Regions from separate parts of the Mus musculus genome. Here region 2 is linked to region 1. Evidence: chromatin loops called from intact Hi-C (ENCODE). Cell type or tissue: heart. All regions are shown on one strand. Each heading gives the region's core, and the rest is flanking DNA. Links, peaks and the distances in the headings are about the cores only.

Region 1 (2,915 bases), core at 139-2,638:
AAAATTTACCCCACTTGTGATAACATAATAAATGCATTTATACATTTAAAAAGTCAACAAGTCTAGCCTTGGAAAGTGTGCATGCTTGTAATTCCAACAGTTGGGAGGGGGGAGGAGGAGGAGAACAGCTGAGCTTAAAATATGCAAAGGAAAACTCAGAATGCTATTAGCATAATGGAGATAAATAAAAGAGACAACAATTTAAGTGCAAACTCAGATGTGGGTCCCTCCAAGTATCAAATCTCCTCAGAGATTGTCTGGTAAGCAACATTCCAGGATTACCCTGGCATCCGGCTCTCTTCTCTGCACTTTTTCCCCTGAAAGATATGCCAAGCAACTCCAAGTACTGTTTTCCTGGCTTTCACTTTACATTATTGTTGCTGTTGTTGTTATTATTAATTTCTTTTCCTGAGACAGGTTTATCTGTGTAGCCTCAGGAGTCCTGGAACTCCCTCTATAGACCAGGTTGCCCTAGTGCTCAGAGATTCACATGCCTCTGCCTCCTGCGCTCCGGGATTAAAGGACTACACCACCACCACTCTTTTATCTTAGGTTTGAAATGAAGTACATTAAGTGTTTTCCATTCATCCTTTGACCATATTGGTCTTCCTCCCTGACTTTACACCCCCGAGGCCCCATTTACCTTCTTCTATGCCCTCCCTATTTCTTCACTTGCCCACTTCTGTTTTCATGTCATACAGATTCTCACTTTCCCCTGTTTAAGATTTTGACACCCACATGGGAGTTGGGGATAGGGCATGCCTTTAATCCCAACACTTGGGAGTAAGAGGCAAGCAGATATGTGTGAGTTCAAGACACACATGTTCTACCGACTTCAGTTTCAGAAGAGTCAACGCTGTTCTAAGAAACCCTGTTCCAAAAAAAACAAAGCGACATAAAAAAAAAAAAAAAAAGATTTTGTCAGCCGGGCAGTGGTGGCGCACGCCTTTAAATCCCAGCACTCGGGAGGCAGAGGCAGGCGGATTTCTGAGTTCGAGGCCAGCCTGATCTACAGAGTGAGTTCCAGGACAACCAGAGCTACACAGAGAAAGCCTGTCTCGAAAAACCAAAAAAAAAAAAAAAAAAAAAAAGTCAACCATGTCATGTTTCCCTTTCTGGTTTCAGGATTCTCCTAAAAAGACACACACACACACACACACACACACACACACACACACACACACACACACACAAACACACACAATCTAGACCATGTAAAACATGTACATATGTACCATACTAAACATAGTACGTCATTAATAATGTACAGTAAAAACAAACTCTCAAATTCAAGGCTATTTGTGTCCCGGAAGAAAAATAGTCCATAATTATACATTTGACTTTGGCTTTTTTAGTGTTCTTATTTGAAACTGGAGCCCTTAAATAGAGCTCCCTTCAACCAAAGTTAAAACATAGCATGCGCGCGCACACACTGCAATGGTGGCAAGCCTTTCTGTCACAGTCCCCTGGAGACTACTTCTGTACAGACTTTTGCCACCCCTCTCGCGCCTCCTGCAATCCCCTGACCTGTGGGTTTCTCCTGCTTTGTCCACTATTACGGTTCTATCCTATGTGGCTTGTGTGCCGAAACTGATGGAGGTGAAGGATGAAACTGGACCACAAATCACTTGCAGCAGCCCTGGTTCCTCTGGAGTAGCAGACTAGCGTATTAGTCTTCATGATTTTTGCAGAATGGTGGCCACGAACAGTTTTTTTGTTTGTTTGGTTTTGTTTGTTTGGTTTTGTTTGTTTGTTTGTTTGTTTGTTTGTTTTTCGAGACAGGGTTTCTCTGTATATCCCTGGCTGTCCTGGAACTCACTCTGTAGACCAGGCTGGCCTCGAACTCAGAAATCCACCTGCCTCTGCCTCCCGAGTGCTGGGATTAAGTGCGCCACCACGCCTGGCTCCCACGAACAGTTTTAGTACTGTTAATCCTTACGAATGGCCATTCTCTCTCGGGTGTGAAGTTTGGAGATCGCTTATAACATATTGCTATGTTTCTCATGTTAAAAGCCTGTGTACGGTTTGTTACAAGTTGTCCCTAAGAAACTATGCAAAACACGCCGATCTCTGTACCAAATAATCGGCTATGCTGTAACACTGTACACTGTAAGACAGTTCCGTTACCACAGGAGAATGAAAAGAACCCGGGACTCCCAAAGACGCTAGATGTGTGAAGATCCTGATCACTCATTGGGTGTCTGAGTTCTGCGATATTCATCCCTCAGCCAATGAGCTTACTGTTCTCGTGGGGGGTTTGTGAGCCTTGGGTAGGAAGTTTTGCAAGTTCCGCCTACAGCTCTAGCTTGTGAATTTGTACCCTTTCACGTAAAAAAGTAGTCCAGAGTTTACTACACCCTCCCTCCCCCCTCCCACCTCGTGCTGTGCTGAGTTTAGAAGTCTTCCTTATAGAAGTCTTCCGTATAGAACTCTTCCGGAGGAAGGAGGGAGGACCCCCCCCCTTTGCTCTCCCAGCATGCATTGTGTCAACGCCATTGCACTGAGCTGGTCGAAGAAGTAAGCCGCTAGCTTGCGACTCTACTCTTATCTTAACTTAGCTCGGCTTCCTGCTGGTACCCTTTGTGCCATGTCTGATAACAAGAAGCCAGACAAAGCCCACAGTGGCTCAGGTGGTGACGGTGATGGGAATAGGTGCAATTTATTGCACCGGTACTCCCTGGAAGAAATTCTGCCTTATCTAGGGTGGCTGGTCTTCGCTGTTGTCACAACAAGTTTTCTGGCGCTCCAGATGTTCATAGACGCCCTTTATGAGGAGCAGTATGAAAGGGATGTGGCCTGGATAGCCAGGCAAAGCAAGCGCATGTCCTCTGTCGATGAGGATGAAGACGATGAGGATGATGAGGATGACTACTACGACGACGAGGACGACGACGACGATGCCTTCTATGATGATG
Region 2 (2,915 bases), core at 288-2,787, 68 kb after region 1:
CTACTTGGGCACACTAGGCCCCAAAGTTTTCGGGGCCTGGACCATCACTTGATCAGGATTAACAACTTCTAAGCATGGATTTTATGTGACCCAAAAGTCTCACAAGTAGGAACAGGGGTAGAGGAATTGCGAGCCACTCTTACCCTGCAGCTGCACACACCTGGATTAGCTAGATTCCAGCCATCTGCAGAAGTCTTCCCCCCAAACCCTCCTCAGTCTAGGCTGCCCACTGTCATGCCTTCTCTGATGCTGCCCCATGTGTAAGGTCCTATATAGGAGCCTGGGATTCCCTCTACCGTGAGACATCTTCCCATTCCCATCCCATGAGCAATTCTGCATGGCTTTATGTCCCGGAGTAGTGCCTGCCTACCACAAGAAACTTGTAGTGCTTAACCATAATTTTAAAAATTAAGTTCCTTTTATCAGATAACAAATAATAAATTTTATCAATCTAGAATGGGAAACAAAACATCACCATAACTCACTGACACTTGCAGAATCGTCGAAGTCGTCACCGTCGTCATCGTCATCGTAGACATAATCCTCGTAGTCGTCATCATTGTCATCTTCGTCCTCCTCTTTTTCCTCCTCCTCTTCCTCCTCCTCCTTGCTGTCCTCTTTGGTCAAGTAGTCCCTGAAGTCCAAGTCCACACAGAAGTCCTCATTGAAATTGAACTCAAATCTGTCATCTTCTGCATAGTCATGCAATTCATGTTCCTTTACCTCATCTTCCTGCTGCAGATTTTCATTGATGGGTGGGGGCTTCTGCAACATGGCAAGGTCATCCACCTCCTGCCCTTCTTCTTTTTTCCACATGTTTTTCAAGACTAATTGGCATGTCAGGAAACCTAGAAACCCTACAAAGACAAGCCATTCAAGAGAAAACAGAACTATTATGAGGTATTCTTCACTCAGGTTCAAGTCTCCATCACTACTCACTCCGCTGCACAAGCCACCTACAGCCCAGTCTTGATCGCTGGTGTAGGCCATGTCACAAGGAACACAGTCAGCTAGTGGTGCAGCAGGGGTTGTGCTAAGTTGCACTAAAGCTGAAGCCAACAGCAGTAGCAGCAGGTCACAGAAGAGCCGCGCCCTTCTCTAACCCAGCGCAGAGGATTGTGGGGCATGGTGTTGGCTCAGAGTACGCTGGGAAGGGCAGAGGTGGGGGCCTCATTTCAAAATGGAAGTTTTCTGGGCAACAGAGCCTGCGCAGGGAATACAAAAAGAACTTCTGAGACTACGCCCTCACCTGGAGTTGGAAAAGATGAGAATACCGGAAATGCTGTGATAGTTGGCGGAAACTGCAAGTGACCAAAGGCGGGCTCAAGAACTCTAAGCTCATTGGTTGAAAATAGTCATGCTCAAGACACACCCTCAGTGAGTGACTGATATACTCAGGTGGTTAAGTTCCTTGGAAGGCCACATGGTCTTTTGATTCGCTAATTGCAGTGAATCTGCTGTAAAGTGTTTCAATATGGGGACTAGCTTGTTTCCCCCAAGTCCCCTAGGGACAGCTTGAAGCAGGAGGGACACAGGCTTTTAACATGCAAACACATAATATAGTATTAGCAACCCCCAAACTTCACACTGGAAAGAGAATGGCCATTTGCATGTGTTAACAATATTTTCTTCATTTACATTTCAAATGCTATCCCCAAAGCCCCCTATACCCTCCCACTACCCTGCTCTCCAACCCACCCACTCCCGCTTCCTGGCCCTGGCATTCCCCTGTACTGGGGCATATGATCTTCCTAAAACCGTATTAAAACTGTTCATGGCCACCATTCGGCAAAAATCATGAAGCTGAATACGCTGGCCTGCTACTCCAGAGGCATCAGGGATTCGTGGTCCAGTCTTGTCCTTCACCTCTACCAGTTTCGCCACACAAGCCACATAGGATAGAACCGTAATACTAGGTGGACACAGCAGGAGAAACCCACAGGTCAGGGGATTGCAGAAGGCGGGAGAGTAGGTGGCAAAAGTCTGTACAGAAGTAGTCTCCAGGGGACTGTGACAGAAAGGCTTGCCACCATTGCAGTGTGCGCACGCATGCTATGTTTTAACTTTGGTTGGAGGGAGTTCTATTCAAGGGCTCCAGTTTCAAATAAGAACACCAAAAAAGCCAAAGTCAAATGTATAATTATGTCTAATTCTTTAAGATTTTCTGATTTGCTTCTGGTGAAACCTTAAATATACTTGATTATTAAATAGACAGTATATTGTTGTTATCTATAGTCGCTCTATAGTGCAGCAGCACAAGAGACCTTTTAGTCTCCTGGACATCCATTGATCATTATTAGTTAGTAATGGATTACACAAAAGAATGATCTTTCCTCCTTTACATTGCCAATAATCACCCCCTTTGTGATCTCTGTTCTCCACTTTTTTTGTCCCTCTCCTCTCTCTGAAGTGGAAACTCAAGGATTCTGCACTAATTGGTTCCCCCTTACATTGCAGTAGTTGAGCTGCATTTGTCAGGACTCCATGGAGAGAAACACACCCAAAAACTTCTGGTGGTGTGCGGCAGGTTTTTTGCTGCTTTCCTGGACTCAGGCTGATGGGCCAAGTGATGTCAGCTGAGACGGATGCACATGCTGAGGCAAGTCCTGTGGAGGGCATGCACTGTTTGGAGGGAGTATAAACAGGACTTGACGGACAGTGACAGAGCCTGAGCTAGGCTTGCCTATAGAGCTAGCTGGGCAACACTTGTTGGTCAAGCATCTTAGTTGATCTTAGCTTCCCAGAGAGAGGCACAGCTGAGAACTTCCCCTGGAGTTCCTCTGGCTGCCCCCTGCTGACTTATGCTAAGACTGAAGCCTGGCTGTCTCTGATAGGTAGTGCCTCCTCTGCCTATTTGTGTTTCCTATCCTGACTCTACCAAACTGGACTACTAGTATATCCATGAAGTGCTTTCA

The links. Hi-C counts contacts between places; a loop is a spot of excess contacts. Peaks named below come from ENCODE experiments on the same cell type or tissue, not always from the same donor. Only the 100,000 strongest peaks of a DNase experiment are listed, where the experiment ranks them.
Region 2: it touches region 1 in a loop (21-fold over the local background); 4 of 42 quality-filtered maps call a loop at or near these places.

Annotation. Positions count from the first base shown.
Region 1 is chrX:139,331,367-139,334,281 of GRCm38, forward strand. Trap1a (tumor rejection antigen P1A) reads left to right here and starts at 2,317. Exons shown (of 3, transcript NM_011635.2): 1 at 2,317-2,915. The coding sequence starts at 2,588. All of the region lies in intron 3 of Platr21 (pluripotency associated transcript 21), which reads right to left. In heart, for the core only: no CTCF peak of the experiment used is centred there; no DNase peak of the experiment used is centred there.
Region 2 is chrX:139,399,046-139,401,960 of GRCm38, forward strand. No RefSeq gene overlaps it. Among named protein-coding and RNA genes, the nearest start is that of Platr21, 44 kb to the left of the region's middle. In heart, for the core only: no CTCF peak of the experiment used is centred there; no DNase peak of the experiment used is centred there.